Linked DNA regions of Homo sapiens: regions 2, 3 and 4 are each linked to region 1. Evidence: chromatin contacts called from ENCODE Hi-C or POLR2A ChIA-PET data. All regions are on one chromosome and are shown on one strand. The core of a region is the stretch at or near the end of the contact, and the rest is flanking DNA. Distances in the headings are between cores, read along the strand shown. Region 1 holds the start of CCL27 (C-C motif chemokine ligand 27). Region 2 holds the start of B4GALT1-AS1 (B4GALT1 antisense RNA 1). Region 3 holds the start of HINT2 (histidine triad nucleotide binding protein 2). Region 4 holds the start of NFX1 (nuclear transcription factor, X-box binding 1).

Evidence for each region. Hi-C counts contacts between places; a loop is a spot of excess contacts on that map. ChIA-PET counts read pairs that join two places held with the same protein, here RNA polymerase II (POLR2A). Pooled maps may share reads with other maps.
Region 2: a loop to region 1 is called in a map of ovary, with 5 times the contacts of the local background. The contact joins the promoter of B4GALT1-AS1 here to the promoter of CCL27 in region 1. A Hi-C loop is called at or near these places in 2 of 168 maps with a recorded cell type or tissue (naive thymus-derived CD4-positive, alpha-beta T cell and ovary), 1 of 37 single-sample maps with no recorded cell type and 6 of 50 pooled maps.
Region 3: a map of B cell shows a loop between it and region 1 (14-fold over the local background). The contact joins the promoter of HINT2 here to the promoter of CCL27 in region 1. A Hi-C loop is called at or near these places in 5 of 168 maps with a recorded cell type or tissue (B cell, CD4-positive, alpha-beta memory T cell, CD8-positive, alpha-beta T cell and 1 more) and 17 of 50 pooled maps.
Region 4: a loop to region 1 is called in a pooled map, with 26 times the contacts of the local background. The contact joins the promoter of NFX1 here to the promoter of CCL27 in region 1. A Hi-C loop is called at or near these places in 1 of 37 single-sample maps with no recorded cell type and 7 of 50 pooled maps. POLR2A ChIA-PET finds 5 or more read pairs at or near these places in 2 of 52 experiments (PC-9 and activated T-cell).

What each region holds. Positions count from the first base shown.
Region 1 is chr9:34,660,906-34,667,206 of GRCh38, reverse strand. CCL27 (C-C motif chemokine ligand 27) reads left to right here and starts at 4,550. Exons shown (of 3, transcript NM_006664.4): 1 at 4,550-4,643; 2 at 4,791-4,923; 3 at 5,128-5,317. The coding sequence starts at 4,574. The coding sequence ends at 5,263. IL11RA (interleukin 11 receptor subunit alpha) reads right to left here. Exons shown (of 13, transcript NM_001142784.3): 12 at 6,271-6,301; 13 at 5,305-5,725. The coding sequence ends at 5,709. It overlaps LOC730098, which reads left to right and starts at 1,162. Exons shown (of 3, transcript NM_001320038.2): 1 at 1,162-1,594; 2 at 1,834-1,893; 3 at 2,017-3,044. The coding sequence starts at 1,548. The coding sequence ends at 2,173. It also overlaps a transcript of PHF24 not described here. RefSeq lists a silencer at 1,588-1,837.
Region 2 is chr9:33,163,022-33,168,963 of GRCh38, reverse strand. It overlaps B4GALT1-AS1 (B4GALT1 antisense RNA 1), which reads right to left and starts at 2,016. Exons shown (of 3, transcript NR_108110.1): 1 at 1,918-2,016. It overlaps B4GALT1 (beta-1,4-galactosyltransferase 1), which reads left to right and starts at 1,628. Exons shown (of 6, transcript NM_001497.4): 1 at 1,628-2,206. The coding sequence starts at 1,795. RefSeq lists enhancers at 1,045-1,124, 647-1,211, 1,195-1,294, 1,212-1,777, 4,578-4,627 and 3 more and silencers at 1,445-1,844, 1,603-1,876.
Region 3 is chr9:35,812,430-35,817,045 of GRCh38, reverse strand. It overlaps HINT2 (histidine triad nucleotide binding protein 2), which reads left to right and starts at 2,004. Exons shown (of 5, transcript NM_032593.3): 1 at 2,004-2,147; 2 at 3,262-3,402; 3 at 3,497-3,601; 4 at 3,708-3,780; 5 at 3,901-4,086. The coding sequence starts at 2,067. The coding sequence ends at 3,992. It overlaps FAM221B (family with sequence similarity 221 member B), which reads left to right. Exons shown (of 7, transcript NM_001012446.4): 7 at 1-655. RefSeq lists silencers at 1,362-1,541, 1,872-2,191 and an enhancer at 1,632-1,811.
Region 4 is chr9:33,288,402-33,294,100 of GRCh38, reverse strand. NFX1 (nuclear transcription factor, X-box binding 1) reads right to left here and starts at 3,585. Exons shown (of 24, transcript NM_002504.6): 1 at 3,504-3,585. The coding sequence starts at 3,528. It also overlaps the pseudogene LOC100862682. RefSeq lists enhancers at 3,310-3,359, 2,341-3,540, 3,510-3,559, 3,570-3,989, 4,695-5,656.

The sequences.
Region 1 (6,301 bases), core at 3,301-5,800:
ACTGTCTTTCCCCTTACTCAAACCGACTACAGCTCAGTACTGGGCCTTGACTGGGATGTCAGAGCTCTGGGGCAGCTATTTCCAACCTCCCACACTGGGTTGATTGCCCTTTCTTGACACCTTCTACTTCTTCCAGCCAGCCTGCTCCATTTATAGTAAGAATCTCACTATTCTCTTTTGATCCTCCCAGCTCTACCCCTACCTCTCAGAGGGCAGACAAGGTGCCTGTCTTGTTTGTTGGTTGTTTTGTTTTGTTTTGTTTGAGACGGAGTCTCACTCTGTCACCCAGGCTGGAGTGCAGTGGTGCGATCTCAGCTCACAGCAACCTCCGCCTCCCAGTTTCAAGCAATTCTCTGCCTCAGCCTCCCGAGTAGCTGGGATTACAGGCGCCTGCCACCACGCCCGGCTAACTTTTGTATTTTTAGTAGAGACGGGGTTTCACCATCTTGGCCAGGCTGGTCTTGAACTCCTGAACTCGTGATCCACCCACCTCGGCCTCCCAAAGTGCTGGGATTAAAGGCGTGAGCCACCGTGCCCGGCCACCTGTCTTCTTTACTACTACATCCCCATGCCCAGCACAGTGCCTGACACACAGGTGGTCATTCAGCAAATATTTGTTGATTGAATGAATGTAGCAAAAAAAAAAAAAAAAAATCACAAGAAGATAGGTCTCAGACCAGAGAGGAAGGGCAATGACCCTCCGGCCATTCAGTGACTTAGCCGAGGCCACTCAACTAGGTATTTCCGTAGCCTGGCCTTTTCTAGACTGGACTCTATCTGAGGACCTATTCCTCCTCGGCCCAGGGTCATACAAGGGGAGGAAGGCAGGCAAGAGAGGCACTCGGCAGGGCAGAAGCCCAGGGAGGGGTAGAGGAGACGTGGGGATTAAGAAAACAGTACTGGACTTAGTCCCAACTCTCTTTTCTTGCTGCCTGCTGCGGAAGCCTCGGCCCCCCAAGGTGTAGCTCCAAAACCTGACCTGACACCTATAAAAGAGGGTCCTTTGCCCGCATCTTAATCAACCGACCCCGCCCCTGGCCTCACCCCGTAAGATGACGTTTCGACTCCGCCTCCTCTGGGAGACATGAACACCCCACCCCTTCCGGGGGACAGGCAAACCTAGTGCGCAACGGCATCCCTGTGACGTAATAGTAACGGTCCGTTTCCGGGGTGGAGCCAGGGAGGGCGGGAGTTTAGGCTGCGCTGACCCCTCTCAGCCCCCCCTCCAGGTGACCCCAGCCCCTGAAAATCCTCACCCAGGGCCCCAAATCTCCCAGCCCCATGACCGCCAAACCTCTCGCCCTGGCCCCCTAAATGCCCCAGGCCCCGGAGATGACCGGCCTCCTCACCCCTTAACTTCCAGTGCCTCCCAAATCTCCAAGCCCACCCTGTCCCGTGGTGGCAACTGAGGCTTCTCGGGGGCATCAGCCTCAGATTACCTGAGAACTGGGCAGCCTCGTCCTGAGAATGACGGAGAAGGGGACCTGGGGCTAGGGAATCCCTGATTCAATCATGCCGCTCCCCAGGAGACGTTCGGAGCCCAGGACATGTCGGGAATGAGGAGATACGAGGTGGCGCTGGAGGCGGAGGAGGAGTGAGTGGAGGCGGGTTCTGCGGAGGAGGAACCAGGCGGCTCCGGGGTGGGGGAGGGTGGAGTTCTGCGGGGGCGAGGGGTGGGCAGGGCGAGCCTCCCAGGGGCGTGGGCGCGAAGGGAGCCGCTTTTAGAGGCGGGGCGGAGCCTTCCTCGACGGCGAGGCACCGCGGGGCGGAGTCTGTAGGGTCAGCTCCTCCCCGCCCCGCCCCGCCCCGCCCGGCTCTGCCCTCTCTCTGCAGGATCTACTGGGGCTGTTTCTACTTTTTCCCCTGGCTTCGCATGTGGCGGAGGGAGCGGAGGTGAGGAGGCTGCGATACCGCGGACCCGCCCCGGGCATGGACGGGACTCAGTCTCTGAGGACCCATCGGGGGGAATCCGGTAGCTCCCGCCCCGCCTCATGCCAGTGTCGGGTCGCCCCACAGCTCGGCGCACCCCGGGGAGCAGAAGCTGGAGCCTCTGCGAGGCCTGATGAGCTGTCTGTCCAGCGGCCTGGGTCCTACTCCCCAGCGCTCGGGTCGTGGCTTCCCCCGCCGCAGCCCCACCGCCGCTGCCCAGCCAGCCAGTGCATTAAAGATTTAAACCGAAGCCCACCGTACTGACCTCCTGACTCTGCCGCCGCTGTCGCCATTCGAGCCGAGCGCCCCTCCCCACACGGGCTCTGTTCCGTACTGACAGGGCGTCCCTCCCTGGAAGGGTGCCCTTCCACGTCAAAGCCCCTCATCAGTGTCAGGCCTCCTGTTACTATCAATGGCTGTCTCCCCCAATCCCAACCCCCAAAAACCCATACTGTGAGTCGCCTATATGAAGAGAACTAAATAATCCTGCCTGTTACTCCCTTCCTCGGAGCGAGGACTTTGCCAGCTGTCTGAAGAATCTTCTCTGCTGGGAGTATATCTAAAACATTTTAAGCAGAGGTGTAGGATGCAGGCTGTAAATGGTAAGAGGGGGAGATTCCTAGAAGCTGCCTGCCACAGAGGAGCGACTTGGGTTGGCGACCTTTCCTACAGTTCATACCCCAACTTTTGGCTCCTCCAGTCTGATCCCAAGTTTAGAGATCCTTGGCATCAGCCTACCTAGAAGTTCTTGCTCCCTCCCTAGGAGAGTCCAAGGGCCACTGCTCTTTGCCGCCCCCTTCTGTCACCCAATCAGCCTGGGACCCACTAACTCCTCAAGTGGTGAGAATCAGGGACTGCTATGTGGGCCTGCCTTCAGTTAGGGACTGGACCCAGCACCAGAAAGGGCACCACAAGATTAAGTTAAAGAAAGAGATGGCCCAGTTTCTGGCTGGGGCCAAAGCTACAGCAGATTGTGGCTGGGGAGAAGACTTGGTCTTAAAGGGGAGAGATGGGTGCACACCCAAAAGCATTTGTTTTCTGCCTTCCGAAGACTTCTGGACCGACAAGCCCAGGGAAGACCAGAAAGTATGTAGCGCACAGCCAAGTGATGAAGAAGGTCTATGACAAGCCCGAGGAACCTGGGAGATTTCCTTGGGATTTCCTCAGTGGCTACACCCAACAAGCCTTGGGACACAAGAGAAAGGCCTAAGCCCTATCCCAAGAGAAAGCCTACTCCATAGAGAGTGGCTGACCCTACAGCAGACGACTGCAACAAGATAAGGGCTGGATTACTGTGTTATGACTTGGTTTATGTTTCAAATATAGAGCAGGACTTGCAGATTGAGATCCCTGGACCAGGAGTGGGAAATTCTTAAAGGAGCCAGGGGCACTGAACTTGGCAGCATACCCCCACCCTAGGCAGCTCCCAGCTTCCTGGAAAGGACTGGATAAAGATGAATAGGAGCTTTGCATTGCAGGGAGGGGGTAAAGAACGGAGTGACAGCTGGGTATGGGATTAGGAGAGAAGCGGCTATAGCTGGAGGGTGGGATGCAGGGGGTATAGCAGTTGGACATGAGGGTGTGACTGAACCCGGGTAGGGAGAGGGGATGTTCCTCCAGGCCCAGGAAGGAGGCTGGAATTTGAGTAAAACAAAGATGTAATTGAGTGCTTGAGTCCAATGTCTTCAACAAGTCAGGGACTGGATCTGGAGACCCTAGGCCCCTGCTGGCAAGAGGTTGGCATTCCTGGAACAGGACTAGACAAAAACAGGAAGGTAAGATTCACTGGGCCTTTTACCTGTTTTGACAACAGTAACCTAGCACCAAAGAGCTTTTATCTTCCCTCCTTATCTACCCCACCTTTCCTCCCTGTCTCATCATCCTGGGGAAAGCTGCCCCACCTCAGCATCTCCAAAACACCCTTAATATTACCATAAAGGGCCTTCCCCCAGCTTCTCTGAATGGGGCTGGCCTCAGCCAAGAACCCTCCTCAGCCAGAAGGGCCTGCTCTAGGGACCCATTCCCATCCATTTCTTCTGATAAGACAGGCAGGCCAAGCCAGGAAGTGGGGAGGAGAAGGTGAAGGCAAGTTGGTGCTTGCCTGCCCTCTGCTCCCACCCCACCCACAACTCCCCTGTCAGAATCTGTGTGTGCTAGTGTGAATTTGCTTGTGATTGGATGACTGTGAAAACACAATTGGGTGGGAGAGGGACTTTGAGTATAACCGGGGCTATATAATTTTGTCTACGGTTGTCTGATCATGAGTATGACTTTGTGAGGTTGACCAAGTGATTGAGGAGTGACTTTGAATGTGTGGCTATGCGTATTTGAGTGTGAATGTCTATCATTAGATGCTGCTGTGGATGCTTGACTGCCCTTACTCACTGTTCCATCAGTCCCTACATCACACACTAATCCTTCCCCCAGCTTCACTGCCCAGAGCTTAGGAGCACATGGGAAATGGCTATCCTAGATGAGGAAGGAGTCTGTGGCAACAGGCCGAGAATTAGGGCCCAGGAGTGTCACAGGTTACACAGTACATCTCCAACTGCCTCTGACTCACCTAGTGCCCCAGGTAAAAGGCACCCAGATAAAAGGTAGGGGAGGAGGAGAGAGAGAGAAGGAAGAGTCTAGGCTGAGCAACATGAAGGGGCCCCCAACCTTCTGCAGCCTCCTGCTGCTGTCATTGCTCCTGAGCCCAGACCCTACAGCAGGTGAGTACTTGGGGGTATAGAAAGCTGGGGGTCTGGGTGAATGGGATGAAGTTGAAAAGACCCAGGAAATCCAACCTAACCTCCAGCTGTCTGGCAGAGAGGTTCTTGGTCAGGATCCCTCTGAACACATGGCCCTGTTGCCCCTAGCATTCCTACTGCCACCCAGCACTGCCTGCTGTACTCAGCTCTACCGAAAGCCACTCTCAGACAAGCTACTGAGGAAGGTCATCCAGGTGGAACTGCAGGAGGCTGACGGGGACTGTCACCTCCAGGCTTTCGTGTGAGCTCCCACCCCTGATACCCCTGACTCTGACCTCAGTCCCAACCCCTAATGCTGATCCCAACCCCAGCCCTAACTGCTAATTCTGTTGCCAACTCAGGTTTTCATCTGGTCCTTGCTCCTAACCCCTAATTAGGGTCATTGGGGATGACCCTAATCTCATCCCCAAGCTATGGTCATAGCTTTGGACCTTTCTCTACCCAGGCTTCACCTGGCTCAACGCAGCATCTGCATCCACCCCCAGAACCCCAGCCTGTCACAGTGGTTTGAGCACCAAGAGAGAAAGCTCCATGGGACTCTGCCCAAGCTGAATTTTGGGATGCTAAGGAAAATGGGCTGAAGCCCCCAATAGCCAAATAATAAAGCAGCATTGGATAATAATTTCTGAGTATAATCTCCAAGAACTTCCTTATTCTCTTTATTCACACCTGCACAACCCCTGCAAGGGGAAAGGCCAAGAGCCAAGGACCCACACACACTCCCCAGGCACCTACATACATGCATGCAGAGAATACATGTTCCCTGCCTCACAGACACATGGTCACACATGGACACAGATGTACACATTACACACGTTCCTTGAGCAGAACTCCAACTCTGGGGTGAAATCAGAGGTACAAGCACCTTTCAGCTGCAAATTTGAAATACAGGGTCTCACAGAAATGGGCTCCAAACAGAACTTCCAGCTGAGATCCAACCATAGGGATCTACTGTCCTGCCTGGTTTCTATCCACACCAGCAAGACAGAATTATAGGTGGAATCTGCCGAAGCCCTCCTGGGTCCTCTACAGGTTTGGAGCTCCTAGAAGAAGCAGGAGGCAAATCAGGAGAGACAGTAAGACCGGATCTTGGCCCAGACACCCTGAGAATGAGGGAGGTGACTCAGTTCTAAGCTTAACACTCTGAAGATGAGTAGAGGAGCCCAGCTCTGAGGGAGCCTCTTCAACACACTGAAGATACGGGAGTGGACCTAGCTCTGGGCCCAGGCACATTAAGAATGAAGGAGGGGACCTAGCACTGATCCAAGACACCTTGAAAAAAAAGGATGAATATCCAGCTCTGAGTCTAATACCCTGGAAGAGTATTAGTACTAATACTAATACCCTGAAGGGAAGTCCACCTGGGGTCCTTCCTCAGTACCCTGAGAGGAGGGAAAGAGACCCACTTCTGAGCCCAGGGACTCAAGAATGAAAGGCCCAGCCCTCAGCCTAGACATCATTAAAATGAGGAGACCCAACTTGGATTCCCAGCATGTTTTAAAATGACTAGGGCAGCCAGCTCTTAATCTGGACACTCAAAATAGGGGCAAACATCTCCAAGTCCAAATCTTCTGGATGTCCTACTCACCTGGACGCCTGTCCACTGGAATCACTGAGGC
Region 2 (5,942 bases), core at 767-3,266, 1.5 Mb after region 1:
ATCAAGGACACCTTTTAGATTCTGGGGAACTGAATAAACAATAGTATCACTCTCTGAGGGAGGTAAGAACGGGAGTGGTGTGTAAGGAGTAGGTTGCTGAGGGCAAGATGTATTGTGTTTGAGATGCCAGTAAAATAAGCAGTTGAATCTGGAGGTCAGGGAAGAGATCTGGGCTGGAGACAAATCAGTGATCAGCATTTGGATATTATAAATCATTCCGAGGCAGTAAGTGTAGACACAAAAGAACATCATGGACTATGGCTGGGGCCTTCAGCAACTGGGGAAGAAGTCCAGAGAGGAGACAGAAATGGCCAGTGAAGTGAGGAAGATCAGAAGGACCTGGTGTCCAGGAAGTCAAGTGAGGAAAGTTGATTCTGTATGATCACAACCAAAGTGTCAACTCATAAGCCTTATTTTCTCATCTGTGAAATGGACACCGTAACACCACCTACTTCATGGCAGATAGTACTGGCACACAGCAAACTCTCAAAATAAGGTAGCTACTGTTATTCCCTGATGGTTGGCTGCCAGAGCCCTCAACTTCCCTATCCACATTACTGACAGCACCTCCATGAGTCTTTCTCTGGGGTGAGGTGTCTCTGCTCACTCAGGGCCTGAGGCCTCTGGGTCAAATCGAGGTCAAGTGGCTTCAGTGCCTAAGTCTCTCACCCACACAGCCTTCAGCCCTTACTTGCAAATCAACAAAGGGTAAACCTGTAGAAAACATGGGTTTCGGAGCCAGAATTCTGCCTCTTGCCAGCTGTGGGCTCTTAGGAAAGTTTCTTAATCTGCCGGGGCCCCACTCTACGACATGGGGAGAACTGCTACTTCATGGGACAGTGGGTAGCCCAGTGTAGACTGTAACGCCGGCTGATCTCCTGCACGCTGGCCTGGGAGTTAGAGGCTTCTTGCTGCTCTCCTCTTCAAAGTATACAGGACTCCCGCCACACACACATCTGGAACCAAGCTGGTCTGAGAGCCCCTTATAGCCCAGGCTACCTGATGGGGAGGCACAGAAGTGGCAACCCGTCCACTTTCTTTGCCGCAGGACCCCCCGTTAAGCAGCGGGGTCCAGCCGGGCTGAGTTAGGGAGGGGGTTTCGAACGTGCCACTCCTCGCCCGGCGTCGAAGCCCGTTTCCTGGGTAACCTTTTTCTGCCTCTCTTCCTAGCCCACCAAGGCCCACTGGCCAGAACGCCGCCGCGGCCCCAAACCACTCCAGATAACCACCCGCCAGCTGTCCTCTCCGTTCTCTCCGCCGCCGCGCTGCAGGCCCAGGCTCGCACCCGAGTCCCTTCGCACCCCAGGAAGTGGCGCGGCCTGTCGAGGGCAGCGTGGAGGAGGAAGAGGAGGCGCGGCTCAACGCGACCGAAGCTCCGCCGCAAAGGCTCGGGAGGAAGAGGGCGGTGCGCGGCCAAGCGTCGGAGCTGCAGTCATACTCCGGGGACCCCACGACGGCGCCCCGCCCGCTGCCCACCCTCCCGAGGCCCCGCCCAGCGCGCCCATCCCGCCACGGGCTGCCCCGCCTTCCCGCCCTCGTCCAGAAAACCCCGCGCCCGGCCCCGCCCCCGCCTTCGCCGGGGCCCCGCCCCTCCCCTCTCCGCCGGCGCCTCGGGCGGCTTCTCGCCGCTCCCAGGTCTGGCTGGCTGGAGGAGTCTCAGCTCTCAGCCGCTCGCCCGCCCCCGCTCCGGGCCCTCCCCTAGTCGCCGCTGTGGGGCAGCGCCTGGCGGGCGGCCCGCGGGCGGGTCGCCTCCCCTCCTGTAGCCCACACCCTTCTTAAAGCGGCGGCGGGAAGATGAGGCTTCGGGAGCCGCTCCTGAGCGGCAGCGCCGCGATGCCAGGCGCGTCCCTACAGCGGGCCTGCCGCCTGCTCGTGGCCGTCTGCGCTCTGCACCTTGGCGTCACCCTCGTTTACTACCTGGCTGGCCGCGACCTGAGCCGCCTGCCCCAACTGGTCGGAGTCTCCACACCGCTGCAGGGCGGCTCGAACAGTGCCGCCGCCATCGGGCAGTCCTCCGGGGAGCTCCGGACCGGAGGGGCCCGGCCGCCGCCTCCTCTAGGCGCCTCCTCCCAGCCGCGCCCGGGTGGCGACTCCAGCCCAGTCGTGGATTCTGGCCCTGGCCCCGCTAGCAACTTGACCTCGGTCCCAGTGCCCCACACCACCGCACTGTCGCTGCCCGCCTGCCCTGAGGAGTCCCCGCTGCTTGGTAAGGACTCGGGTCGGCGCCAGTCGGAGGATTGGGACCCCCCCGGATTTCCCCGACAGGGTCCCCCAGACATTCCCTCAGGCTGGCTCTTCTACGACAGCCAGCCTCCCTCTTCTGGATCAGAGTTTTAAATCCCAGACAGAGGCTTGGGACTGGATGGGAGAGAAGGTTTGCGAGGTGGGTCCCTGGGGAGTCCTGTTGGAGGCGTGGGGCCGGGACCGCACAGGGAAGTCCCGAGGCCCCTCTAGCCCCAGAACCAGAGAAGGCCTTGGAGACTTCCCTGCTGTGGCCCGAGGCTCAGGAAGTTTTGGAGTTTGGGTCTGCTTAGGGCTTCGAGCAGCCTTGCACTGAGAACTCTGGTAGGGACCTCGAGTAATCCACTCCCTTTTGGGGACTGACGTGAGGCTCCCGGTGGGGAAGGAGACTGACCTCTCGGTTCACGTGTCTTGCCATAGAGCCACTCTCCTGAGTGGGTTTTTCTCCTGATCGTTTGGGCCAAGTGACTTCTCTCTGAACCTCATATTTCTCTTCTGGGATAATAAATGGTCACCCTTTCAAGGGGTTGTTTTGGAAGATATTGTGAACAATGGTAAATAAGGGCTTAATTAATGAGGGTAAGCCCTCAGTAAATTGTCACTGTGTGTTCATTTCTTCCTCTGTGTGGATCGTGACCGAGAGCCCTTCCCCCTAGCCTCCTCCTGGTATGGGTACCCAAAACCTAGGTGAGCAGGGATCTCTCCCAGGGGCAGAGAGCTTGTGTACTCTGGGTGTTAGAGGGCTAAAATATAACCAGTCAACACCACGTTGCCCATTTCTGGTACTTCCGGTAGCAGCCTGAGTCTCAATTATCTTGCCCAGATGATCTGAACTCTGACCTCTAGCCTGTTTCAGCATAGGCAGAGAGCTTGAGTAGGTGAGTTTGCATTCCTCATAGCAGCTGGCTGAGCCTAGTCTGGACTTCTCTTTGACCTGTAACCTACAGGCCCACAGGCCCAAGGCAACCACAGGTTGCTTCCAGGGTTACCACACAGGTGGTTTCTCATTTCTAATGCTAGGTTTTAGATAATTGTTGTAAGTGAGGGGCCCTGGCAGGCAGGATGACATCCTGCCAATAGGAGTTTTCTGTCACTTTCCCACAGAGCCCTGGCTACTACATACTCTTGCTCAATTTCGCCAGTAATTGCGTCAATGTGTTCATATCAAGTTTGGGAAGAACATCTTGGAATTGGTCAGACGTGAACTGTGGTAATAATGGGGGCTTGTTTTTTTAAGCAGATAATTAAATTCCTTTGCATTTGATGATTATTCTGGGAAGCAGACTAGTCCCATAAAATGAAATGGACTCTGCCTTGCTGCTAAGTGTCTGACTTGAGACATGCTATCGAGTTTCTCAAAATCTCTTCCTTGTGTAAAATGTGGTTGTCGATGATTACCTTACAGGGGTTTTTTTAAGACTAAATGAGATCGTGTACATTAAATACAGGCACTCAGGCTGGGCATGGTGGCTCACGCCTGTAATCCTAGCACTTTGGGAGGCTGAGGGGAGTGGATCACTTGAGGTTAGGAGTTTGAGACCAGCCTGGCCAATATGGTGAAACACCATCCCATCTCTACAAAAATACAAAAAAGTTAGCCAGGGGTGGTGGCATCGCAGCTACTCAGGAGGCCGAGGCAGGAGAATTGCTTGAACCTGGGAGGCAGAGGTTGCAGTGAGTCAAGATTGTGCCAGTACACTCCAGCCTGGGCGACGAAGCAAGACTGTCTAAAAAAAAAAAAAAAAAAAAAAATACGGGCACTCAATACACCGTATAATAATAATATAGTAATAATATTTGCTTAGGATCTTTAAAAAGTTTCATTTTTTCAGACTCCCACAGAAATGGCTCTGCACAGCAGAGTGAAGGGGGAGAGAGACTGAGTCTCCAGGCCAGAAAAAGGCCAGGTTTTTTGCTTTTGTTTTTAGTTGTTGCCTGGATATTGCACAGAAAGAAAAAATAATTAGCAAGTTAAACAAAAGTACCGCAAAGTTGATTACATTGGTATTTGAGTATCACATCTTCTCTCAGAAGCGTAAGAGACAAGGTCGTGACCATACCTCTGCTTAGTTTTGTTTTGTAATGGTGTTGCTAGTGATCGGCTTGTCACCAGTTACTGGTGTTTCTAAATGGACTATAATTGGCTACTTGAAAGGACTTCCTGAGAAAGAACATTTTGGAGGACGAGGAGAGAGTGCCTTCTCTATTTTGGCTGCTTTCATGTGACATGCAAGAGACCATGACGTTTAGGCTGCTGCTGAGGCAGCCCCAGAAATGGGGGCCGAGAGGTCTTTTCTTCATTTTAATAGGGTCTGTAGGTTTGGGTGGTTAGGTACAGTTCTCAGAATGGAGGTTCCTGGCTATGAGGCCTTGAGAAAGCTGAAAGTCTCCTTGGGAGTGTGTGGGTGGGGGGAGTCGAGCCCATCTGTTCATGGGCAGGTGTCAGCCAAAGCCCTTGCGGGTGGTTTTGAGGTTGGTGGGAGAAAGCATCCGTGGGGTTTAGAGTTGTGGCCTTTTCACTACTTGCAGTTCCTTTCCCCGACTTGGCTTTACTTTCTGGTGTCCAGGGGTCTGGGCCAGATGCTGAGATTCCTCTCAGCTGACAGGTGTGGGTTATGGGCAAACCCTTCCCTGGAGGACATAAGGCACCGGATTGGACTGCTGATGGGTTGCTGTTGGAGTTGTCAGGGCCTTGGAATAGTCTTCAGATAGACTTGGGTTAGTGTGACCTGGGGCAGGCTGCAGGTTTGGAGCCATAGTACCCCCCGCCCCCACACCGGGCACCCTGCTCTGGGCTAATGTGAGGCTTGCAGGAGTGAGTGATGCAGTGGGAAGGGGGGCCTTTCCTGAGGATTCTACAGCTTTCTCCAGGGAATCCTCCCAGGTAGTTTAGGCCTGCAGGTGCTATGCTATCCTTCTTTCCTAACCCTGTCTCAGGTCCTCAGCGGGGCCATGCGGCATCCACTTATAACCCTGCAGCGAGGCCCTCTTTTCTGGCCACCTGGGTGTTTGCCTGCTGAGATGGGAGGAACAGTGGCCTTGGGCTTCTTCCCCCGTCATGTTTATCTCTGCTCAGATTGGGCAGCAGCTCAATGGGACTTGACCAGCTGTGGCACTGCCAGTCTGAAGATGAGTAGGGTGATGGGGGGAGGTGGGCAGTACCTGAAGCTGAACTGGTGAGAGAGGCAGGCTGGCCTGGGGGCTCAGCTGGGGCCTGGGATGGTTGGTACAGTCCCCTCAGGGGGGTAGGGGAGTGAGTGTTAGACTGCTTAAGCCTCAGAGGCCGCTCTTGCCCACCTATGCTTTGAGGAGATCCTCTTCATTTGTTCAAAGGGAAGACTCTGATCTAGAGATGGGCACTTGGACCAGCAAACAGCAGCTACAGGTAGCCAGGGCACCCGAGGAGCACTTGCTCATGAGCCGGTTTCCCTGGTTTTTATGGGGGCTGTTGCTGAGCGTCTGCCAGGGTTTGTGTCCTAGCACTTGCTGGTCTTTGCTGGGCTCTCAGCTCTCAGGTGTTTCTCTACCAGCACGTTTCCCCCTCCCTCATATGCACACATGTGGACACAAGCAGGCTGCCCAGGACAGAGTGTACTTTGAGGCTTGGGAAAGGACTCTCTCTCGCCCTTTTGGGGATGAGCCTTGGAACCTCATCACCTTCCGGCTTGGGGTGGAGCTTCATCCTGGGGGTTGAAGCTTTA
Region 3 (4,616 bases), core at 755-3,254, 1.2 Mb before region 1:
ATAACTAATTTCAAAGTGCTTTGTATCCACCTATCCTCCAGACTGGCTTCCTTCCTCTTCCTAGATCCCAGATCCACTTATCTCTCGCCCTTCTCCAGGGCAACTCTAGGGTCTCCCAGTGTCCCAGAGGCACCACAGAGAACTGCAGCCTCTGGGGCCCAGAGAAGAGGCCATTCTACATTTCCTCACAATTAGGGGGGCCATCTGTTCCTCCAAGGGAAGGAATGCAATCTGGACTGCTAGGATCCCTGGGGAAAATCACAGAATCAAATGTCTGCCCTTTAGAGGAGAAAGGATTTTCTAACAATAATATAGCTATACAAAAGAGATTGTTATATCTCTAGAAGCAAAGTTCCCCAACAGTGGTTATATGCCCCATGATAACCATTCACCTAAAACTAATTCAACTAATAGTCAACAATAGAGTTAGGATTACTATGATAAACTCATTGAAGGAAATAATAAGCAGCCAATACAAACTATATTTACGTAGACTGTAAAAATATGAAAAATTGATTACACATGGGTTAGTATCATATGCAATACATATTACATATTATGAAAAAAAGACAGGAAACACCAAATGTTATTCATTCAACAATTACTGACCACCTATATGTATCAGGTCATGTGTTTAAAAAAAAAAAAAAGAAAAAAAGAAAAACCAAAGAAACAGTGGTAACTTGTCCTATGTGATATCAGACTAAAACTTACCTAGCGTCTGAGAATATTAGTATTTTGTGACCCCACGTTTCTTATGTCAAAAATATATATTCCAGCAGTGCAAACCTGACTTATTGGTGCCTCATACCTGTAATCCCAGCACCTTGGGAGGCCGAGGCAGGAGGATCACGAGGTCAGGAGATCGAGACCATCCTGGCTAACACGGTGAAACCCCGTCTCTAATAAAAATACAAAAAATTAGCCGGGCGTGGTGGCGGGTGCCTGTAGTCCCAGCTACTCGGGAGGCTGAGGCAGGAGAATGGCGTGAACTCGGGAGGCGGAGCTTGCAGTGAGCCGAGATCGCGCCACTGCACTCCAGCCTGGGCGACAGAGCGAGACTCCGTCTCAAAAAAAAAAAAAAAGAAAAAAGAAAAAAAGAAAAAAAAAGAAAACACCAGGCACCGAGCTAACTGTATCACACACCTTTTCCGATTAGAAAAGAACAATGAATACATACTCCTTTGCTTATTATAATTCTTGTGCGGCAAATATAGGACACTCTTATCTCCTCCTGCTCAAAAAAAAAAAATGCAAAAACCACAGACTTTTTAATCTATGGAGTGAATGCGTTAACAAGAACATAGAATTAAGGAAGAATTTCCCTTAGATAAGTACATTAAAATCTCCAAAATGCTCAAGGGACTGAAACTGCCCTTGTGGAGAAAATGCTGCGCATCAGCCCCGCCAGTTAAAACAAACAAACAAACACAAAAAAACACACCTCATCCCCGTTCACCTTTAGCCCCACCCCGGGTGGTTCTTGGAGCCAATAAGCGCCGGATGCCCTCAGAGCCCCGCCCTCCTCCTGGCCAAAGCGGTGAGAGGGTCTAAAACAGCCCTTTCTGCAGCAGGTGGCGGAGCCCCGCCCCCTTCTCCCCGCGCACCAATAGGAACCAGACCTGAAGAGGACGAACCAAGAACGAAAAGAACCACCCACTCGGGAGCCGCAACCTAGAAGCCAGAGTTGTGTATCAGATTCAACTAGGAGAAAATCCCACCTCCAGGCTCCATTAATCCTTCCAATGGAGTGGAAGTTTCTCTCACAGAGAAACTAGTAAGGGGATCCAATGGGAAAAGAACGTTCACACGGACTAGAAGACGAAACCAATGGAATGGAAAATTGTCCTCGCGTTGGTAGAAGCAGCCAATGAGATGAAAAGAGCCCGCCTCCAAAGTGGCTGCAGAGGCAATGGGGTGAATCGTGCTCAGAGGCGCGCTCCAATGGGGTAGCAGGGCTCGCCCGGCCGCCACTACCCCGCTTCCCCGCGCCCGGAGTCCCCACCCACGGCCGGCCGCGGAGCCGAGTGCTGACCCGGGTGAGAGGTTCCCGCGGCTCAGGGAAGATGGCGGCAGCCGTGGTGCTGGCTGCTGGGTTGCGCGCGGCGCGCAGAGCCGTGGCGGCCACGGGGGTGCGCGGGGGGCAGGTGAGAAGTGGCGCGGGAGCGAGTAGGGGGTCCTGCGGGCTCCGAAGCCATCCGGGGCCAGGGGGTCCCGAAGGCGCGCAGAGCCGCGCAGAGCTCCTGCCTGTGGCCTCTGCCCCTCCGAGGCACAAGCTCCGGGGCTGTGTGGTGAGGTCGAACTGGTGGCTCCGGAGAACGAGCTGGTGCTGATTCCCGCCCTGCGCAGGCCGGGGCGCCGAGGTCGGGACAGGGTCAGTGCAGCGGCTGCCGCCTTCTTTCCACTGCCTGCAGCCCAGCTGGCCCGATGCCCCCTGCAGGAAATGAGCTTTCTCTTCTTGGAGCCAGTGCTCTGCCCTCCTCAGGCTTCTGGCCTCCTAATGAGCACTAGTGTTAACCTCTCTTCTGCACTTGCCAGAAGCGGCTCGGAGGTCAGAGAATTCATTCCGTCCCGTTCTCCCCCAACGTGATGCAATGACATCAGCCTTCTCTGAATCCCTTACCCGAAGTTCCCTGGGGCTAGGGGAGCAGAGGTCACTTAGCTGAACTCTTACCTCCACTCATTCAAGGGACAAGAGTTAAAATTCACAGAGTCACATGTGACACCCAGATGAGGGGTCAACTAGTGTCAAACAGGGCGATTGCATTAAAACTTAAATAAAACAGGCGACAAGGCTTAAAGATCAGAAAACAAGTAACGGAAATAAGTGGAAATGTACTAACAAGGTGAGAGTGGAAAGAGATTCAAGCCATCGCAAGAGATTATGGAAACCATCCCTTTATTTTATATTAGAAGCTGAGAGAAGGAATTTATCTGAGGTAATTCAGTGGTATGGTAAGGTAGGAACTGAGACCAAAATCCCCAGTCTCTCATTCTAGATCCTTTCCCTAAACAGTGCTATATTTCGTGGACACATGAGCAGGAATCAATTGCACTGCTGAATCCTGATAATAATACCGCCTGTTATCTAACCAGGTCCAGCACCTTCTGGCCCTACCCTTTGCTGCTGGTGCTCTGAAATTCAGGAACTTTCCTCCTGGGTGGGAACGATGAATAGGTTATTAGAAGGACGAAATTAACAACTATCAGAGCCCAGCTTCTGCCAGCTCCCTCCTTTGAATATGGTCGATCCACCTTCAGGTCCGAGGAGCTGCAGGTGTGACTGATGGGAATGAAGTGGCCAAGGCCCAGCAGGCAACTCCTGGGGGAGCAGCCCCAACCATCTTCTCCCGGATCCTGGACAAGAGCCTCCCAGCTGACATTCTCTATGAGGACCAGCAGGTGGGGTGCTCTTAGGACCTATCCCCTTAGGAATGTTGTAGATACCATCCAACCTGTTGAAGTAACGTGGCCTCTGGCCTGTCACTTCCCCCAGTGTCTTGTGTTCCGTGATGTGGCCCCTCAGGCTCCTGTGCACTTCCTGGTCATTCCTAAGAAGCCCATTCCTCGGATTAGCCAGGCTGAAGAAGAAGACCAGCAGGTGGGAAGAACAGGGCCAGGGTTTGGCTGGGAGGAGCCCCTGGACCCAGCTAGAGGTCTTGCTCCCTATGAATGAAGCCACCTATGTCCCTCCGCTCTCTCTATAGCTTCTAGGACACCTACTCCTTGTGGCCAAGCAGACAGCAAAGGCTGAGGGCCTGGGAGATGGATACCGACTTGGTGAGTGACTTTTGGCCCTTGGTCCCTCACCTATGAATTCTCATTCCTACTTCTCAATATGATCTTCATTCTTCGACCTCTGCCATGATCCTGACTCCCTAACCCCAAGCTCAATTTCAGTGATCAACGATGGGAAGCTGGGTGCACAATCTGTGTATCATCTGCACATTCATGTACTTGGGGGCCGGCAGCTCCAGTGGCCTCCAGGTTGAACCTGCCAACTGATTAAAGGACACCAGACTCTGGATGCTTGGATGGAAAGGGAAAAATGGACCCTGTGATGCTAATAAAACTGTTCTCCCTTAATTATGCTCTCCTGTCTTTAATATAAAATTTTATACCACAAAGGGGAAAGAAAACTGATTCAGGGCTATGATGCCCCTTGACTGGTCTGAGTGAAAGACACTGAGGAGGTCCAACCTGTGGTTAAATGTTGCCTGCAGATATGTAAGTCTTCTTGACAAGTGGTCCACCCTAGGTCAAGCTTCTAGAAAAGTAACAGTAGGAATGAGCCTAAATGAGTAGGAAGAAACTGAAAGCCAATCCTGGCCCTTCTTCAGAGGTCAAACCAGGTTCTAAGGGCGCTTAGGAGGAGGGTGGTCAATATGAGGGTCTTTTATTAGAGGAGGAGTAATCACACCCAAACAAAAGCGGCTGCCTTTTCACTATTCTACGTCTCACCATTTTGCTCAAGCTAGTTTGTTTATTTTCATCCTTAACATTTGTTAAAGACCCCACTCACTTTTGAGAATGAACTAAGCAAACTAAGGGGAAGCTACTTGCCTCTCAGCAAACACCAAGTAGGCTGTAATCTAATGCCACAACCCTGTGCCTGT
Region 4 (5,699 bases), core at 2,336-4,835, 1.4 Mb after region 1:
TTCAGGGGTATCAATCATCAGGTTCCATGTGGTCTTCTTTCAAAACAGTAAAGTAGCATTGTGTAATATCAAGTAAACAGGCTTTGGACTAAGCCAAAATGGGTTAAAGTCCACCTGTCCAACTTATTGTATGAACTTAGGGATATCACGTGCCTGCTTTTAGCCTTAGTTTCCTTGTCTATGGTAAAGGATGACAATACTTATTTCAACGGTTACTGAGAAATTTAAATATGATTTCATAGATAGTACTTAATAAGTGTATTAGTTTTCATCTCTTTCCCCTAGGAATATATTTTGGGTTTTCCATACATAACCTCTATAATCTGGTCTACAATCCCAAAGTGGAAAAAATTAAGCATACTCCCCTTCAACCCACTCATGTTCCCCCAGAAGATGCTTCTTGGTACAGTCAATTCAGTCCCTGAAGCACAAAGACAAAATGGTTTGCCTAAGGACATAAAATTAGTAGCAAAGTCAGAACTATGTGTAGCATACAGAATATACTATAAATTGGTAAGACCTGGAAGACATGGGTTTAAGTCACTTATCACTTATTTTAACTTCAGGAAAGTTACTTAGCCCCATTTTCCTTACATGTAATGAAGATAGTAACAACCTCTATATCAAAGAGTTGCAGTGAAGAGTAAAGCAAGTTAATAACACACACAAAATGGTTAAAATGGTACTCTATCATTGCTGTTAGGACTACAGAGGATCTGAAACACACAGGCTTGAGCATTGATGGGTGCAGTATAGAGCCTGAGGGTTTCAGGTTTAATAATAAGGCCTAACATTTATTAGGTATTATGTGCCAGGCACTATCCTAAGCACTTTACATGTATTAACTCATTTAATCCTTACATTCCTGATGAGAAAACTGAAGCACAGAGAGTAGGAACTTGCCCAAGGCCACAGAGGAATTCCAAGGAAGACTCGGGGTTCCAACTCAGTTTGTGTATTAGAGACTGCGCTCTTACACTAACAGAGCTTGGGCAGTGGGTACCATAGAAACATACAGTGAAAAATGGAATGATCATAAAGGTCATAGAGTAACCTCTCACCCAATTCAGGATTTGTCCTGAAAGCTTTCACATAGGCAGAATTCTAGGGGATGGGATGGAGGGCCTCACAAAATCACAAAAGGATTAGACAAATGCAGAGGGTGGCAGAGGTATTCTGGAAACATAAGATAATTTAAAGGTTGGAATGGTTAAATTGGACCAGTGGGTATTGTGTAGTTCTCGCTTGCTTGAAAAAGCGAGACTGGAAAGAGGGGCAGAAATAAGATCAGTAAAGATGTCTAGAGAAGCCTAGTAAAGGATAGGAAAAGAGTGTTTCTCGTTAAGCAGTAATGAGTTGATGCAACTAGAGAATCCAGAGAAGGCTGCATGTACTCATATACAGGATATGTTCAACTAGACATGAGGCAGCAGGCAAAGCCCTCAGGAAAAAAACCCATAAGAGACATGAGGAAGGGAAACAGGACACATTGATCAGGAAACTGGCCATGGCAAAGATCAGAGGCACCATTTTTATTTCACTATTTCAAGTAGCTGGAAGTTAGTAAACAGGATGTCTAGTCACCACGGCTAGAATACAAGTGGTACCCTAAATCCAAGATAACACAGCAGCACAGTAGGTGTCCAACAGGTGGGAAAGGCAGACTAAAGGGAAATCCAACTGGCAGATTACAAAGTCCAGAGACAAGGCTGGCATTGCAGAGTCTGCTCACCGGCAGAAAAGTATCCTCTGCACTGGGCTTCTGTTTAAAGACTTTGATGATGAGGGTGTGGGCTAAAGATGATGCTAAAATACGAACATGGAATGGGAACTAAAGCAAAATCAAACTAAAGCACATGAAAAGGAGTAAGGAGGTCTTTGGACTAGAAGATTTTGCCTCATTAGATACTTTCTGGGTTGGAGGTAATAACTTGGGCACAACACCAAAGTTCAACACGAAGACTCACAACTAGGCCCCACCGAATTCTTCTTCAAACACTGAAGGGTACAGAAATGAGTCAGAAACGAGCCTGTGGATGAGACGATCAATAGATCCAGTTTAGAGAATCTGGTGAAGGACTAGGTGAGGAGAATAACAAAATACCCAGCCCAAAAAGTTTTCCAACCCCAAGGAAGACTTAATATCCACATCAAGACTAGGGTACACCAATGCAGTGTGTTTTCCAACTTTTTTTTTTGAGACGAAGTCACACTCTGTCGCCCAGGCTGGAGTGCAGTGGCACGATCTTGGCTCACTGCAACTTCCGCCTCCAGGGTTCAAGCAATTCTCTTGCCTCAGCCTCCGGAGTAGCTGGGACTACAGGCGCGTGCCACCATGCCCAGCTAATTTTTTGTATTTTTAGTAGAGACGGGGTTTCACCGTGTTAGCCAGGATGGTCTCGATCTCCTGACCTCGTGATCCGTCCACCTCGGCCTCCCAAAGTGCTAGGATTACAGGCGTGAGCCACCACGCCCGGCCCTAACTTTTTAAACTAAGAACCATAGTAATAAATACATTTTACCTGCCACCCAGTATACAAATACATATATGGTCTTCTTGGTGCCCCAACGGCTGGTCAGGGACAGAGCTGAGATTCAAACCAATGGTTTCCAAACTCCATTCTGCAAACTGCTGCCCTGTTTTCCAGAGTGGGCCATAAAATCAAATGAAGGCAGTGGGCTGTGACATATTTTTAAACGAAACAGAAAACAGAATATATTGCTGATTGTAAAACAAACCAACCAACCTCACTGCTTCCAGAAACTTCTGGTTCGCTTTTATATTTATGTAAGTGTACAATATTTAAGGTCGCGATGCAAAATGTTTCTTTTGGTTGCTGTCCAACACATTTGGAAAACACTGATCTATGGAACACCCTGAGGAAATGGATGTTATATCAACGAACAAATGAGGCTGTCTCTACACACTGAGGCAACTCCAGGAGGGGGAGTGAGTGAACAATTACAGAATAGGTACAGTACAGGGCGGGAGCCATCACAGGAATTAACTTATCTACTCCCAACTGACAGATGAGGAGACTGAGACTGAGTCACACGGGGTTCGCAGCAGGCTGAGACTCTAAACTACTGGAATTCGGCTCGCGCCCACGCCACCACTCCAGGCGGTATGAGCACACCACACCCTACACGTCAAGAGCCCGCCACCGTCACTGGCTGTGACCTGGCCGACGCCCGCCTGTCGAAGGTCAGTGCGCCGCTGCCCCAGAAACAGCCTGTGGGAAGGCAGGGCACCCACATCGACTCGCAGCGCCGGGACAAGTCCTCTCTCCTCCGAAACCCAGCTACTGGGCTTCACCATCTAGTCCAAGAAGACACAGATCTTCGTACGCACGATGCGCGGGGCTTGGCCCTTCCGAGCCACTATCCTACGCCCTAGCATGTGCTACTCTCGCGATATGAGTGGCTGAGGCCCTAGAACTTCGTCACTGACCCAATTTCCGCTCCCTGAAAGGGGCCCAGTCCCGCTCGGGCCGGGACAATACCTGAGACAGGAGGCGCCTCCGCCATCCCGTGCCGCAGAACCTAGATCGAGCTGTACAGCCAAGTCAGCACTGTCACCAGGTCACGTGCCCCGGACTTCCGGCGCCGCGAGAATATTCGCATCTGCGCGCCGTGTAGACGGCCACAGAGGTTGCGCAGCCCGAATCTGTGTGGCGCGTTCGTGACGTCAGATAGACGCGCCAGGTGTCGGGCGGGAGGAGGAGACTAGTAGCTGGATGGAAATAGCAACAATCGCAGGAGGGAGGGCGGCGACTTGCGTAATCATTGTGGTTTTCCTTTTTTTATTTTTTGATATAGGGTCTTGCTGCCTTACCCAGGCTTGAGTGCAGTGGTCTGATCATGGCTCACTATAGCTTCAGTCTCTAATCCTCCCGCCTCAGCCTTCCGGTAGCTGGAACTACAGGCGGAGCCACCATGCGCAGCTATTTTTAGTAGAGACGGGTTTCGCCATGTTGCCCAGGCTAGTCTCTCCAACTCCTGGCCTCAAGCGATCCTGCCGCTTTGGCCTCCTAAAGTGCTTGGCTTACAGGCGAGCCACCACGCCTGGCTCCAGACTTTTTTTTTTTTTTTTTTTTTTACAAAGGCGTTTATTCTCATCAGTATCACCGATATTCTCATGGTTCACATTTGCCAACGCCGCTCCTCTCCTTACAGTAGTTAAATGTGCAATCTCACTTGGGGGCCCAGGGAGGGGTGGGGGCTCGGCCCAGGGTGGGGAGGGCGTTGGCACTTCACGTGGACAGGGTGGGCAGCCTGTCCTGCGTGAAAGAGGTGTGGGTGAGTGGGCGGCCAGGGAAGGGGAGTTGGCAGGGGAGGGCCCCGCAGTCTTTTTTTCTTTGGTGGTTGGTGATTCTCCATTCAGATTCCTTCCTGGCTTCCCAGGGTAGGGGAACCATGCAGCTCAGGGCAGGGCAGGGGAGGAAGAGAAGGAAAAAGCAGCAGGCCGCCCGGGGGGAAAGGTGGAGGGTGAACGGCAGGGCAAGGGGGAACGGGTGGCTCCTGAGGTAAGGCACAACCCTGTCTTTGGCTTTCCTGGTGAGGAGTTTCCTCCCCTGCACCCCCTGCCCGACGCTTCTCCCCACCCCCCCACCCCCCAGACCCACACACAGTCCCAGGAGCCAGGGGGCACCACCTCCTGGGGTCCCTGAAACAAGTGGGCTCTGCCACCCAAGCCAGTGCCGCAGGGGCTCGAGGAGGGACACCCGAGGAAAAGGCAGAGAGGGGCAGGCAGGGGCCTACCCAGGACAAGGGGGTGGGGGTGAGAAGACCCTAGGCCCAGGAGCTGGGCCCCCCGCCCCAACTAAGTCCTGGAAGTGGGGGAGCACCTGCTTCCTTTCGGGGGTCTGGCTGGAGCCCCGGTCTGCCCCTTGGCCTCCGTCAGGCCCAGCCACTTGCCAAGTGACCAGGGCATTGTGCTTTGGGGTAAACGCTGGGGTGGGGTGGCAGGCCAGGAGGCAGGGGGAGAGGAGGGATGACTAAGGTGCTTGTGCTTTAGCTGGGGGTGTCGATATCCCCCACTCGGGCCGGCTGGGGGCTAAGGTGCCAGGCCCCGGCCAGGAAGACAGTGCCAAGACCCCAGCAGACCGTGGCACTGACCCCCACAACAAGCAGATGTTAAGAGGGACCCCCAGTGGGCCAGCGGGGCTGCTGGTCCCATCAGGGGGATGGTCTTCAAATCAGATTACAAGGGTCCAGTAGGGGCTGGCCCCCACCCCATCTCCTGAAATCCCCCTGCCCCTGGAGAGACCCCTGGGAGCAGTAGGTAGGCGGGGGTTGGGGAGGCAGAGGAGAGGCAGGGAGGACGAGGGCCAGAAACGCAAACAAGGATGTGGATGGTGAAATGACACCCCGCATAGGGGGATGGGGAGTTAAAAAAGAAAAAAAACTCTCTGCCTTCACATGAAAATCTAAAACAACAACAAAAAACCACCCACTCTGGGCGAGAACAAAAAGAGAGGAATGGTAACAGAGAAAATTCTGCAAACAACTGCTAACAATGGAAGTGGACCCGGCCCTGCCCTGCCCTGCCCTGCCCAGCCCCCAGGAGCTGGGCCCAGCCAACCAGCCAAGGCCTGGGACACCCTGAAACTATAGCCCTGTTGGGGAAGGTGGACAGGGGAGGGGGAACCCGGTCGGACCCACAGGAGCCTAGGCAGCAGCTGGGACTGGAGTCCTAC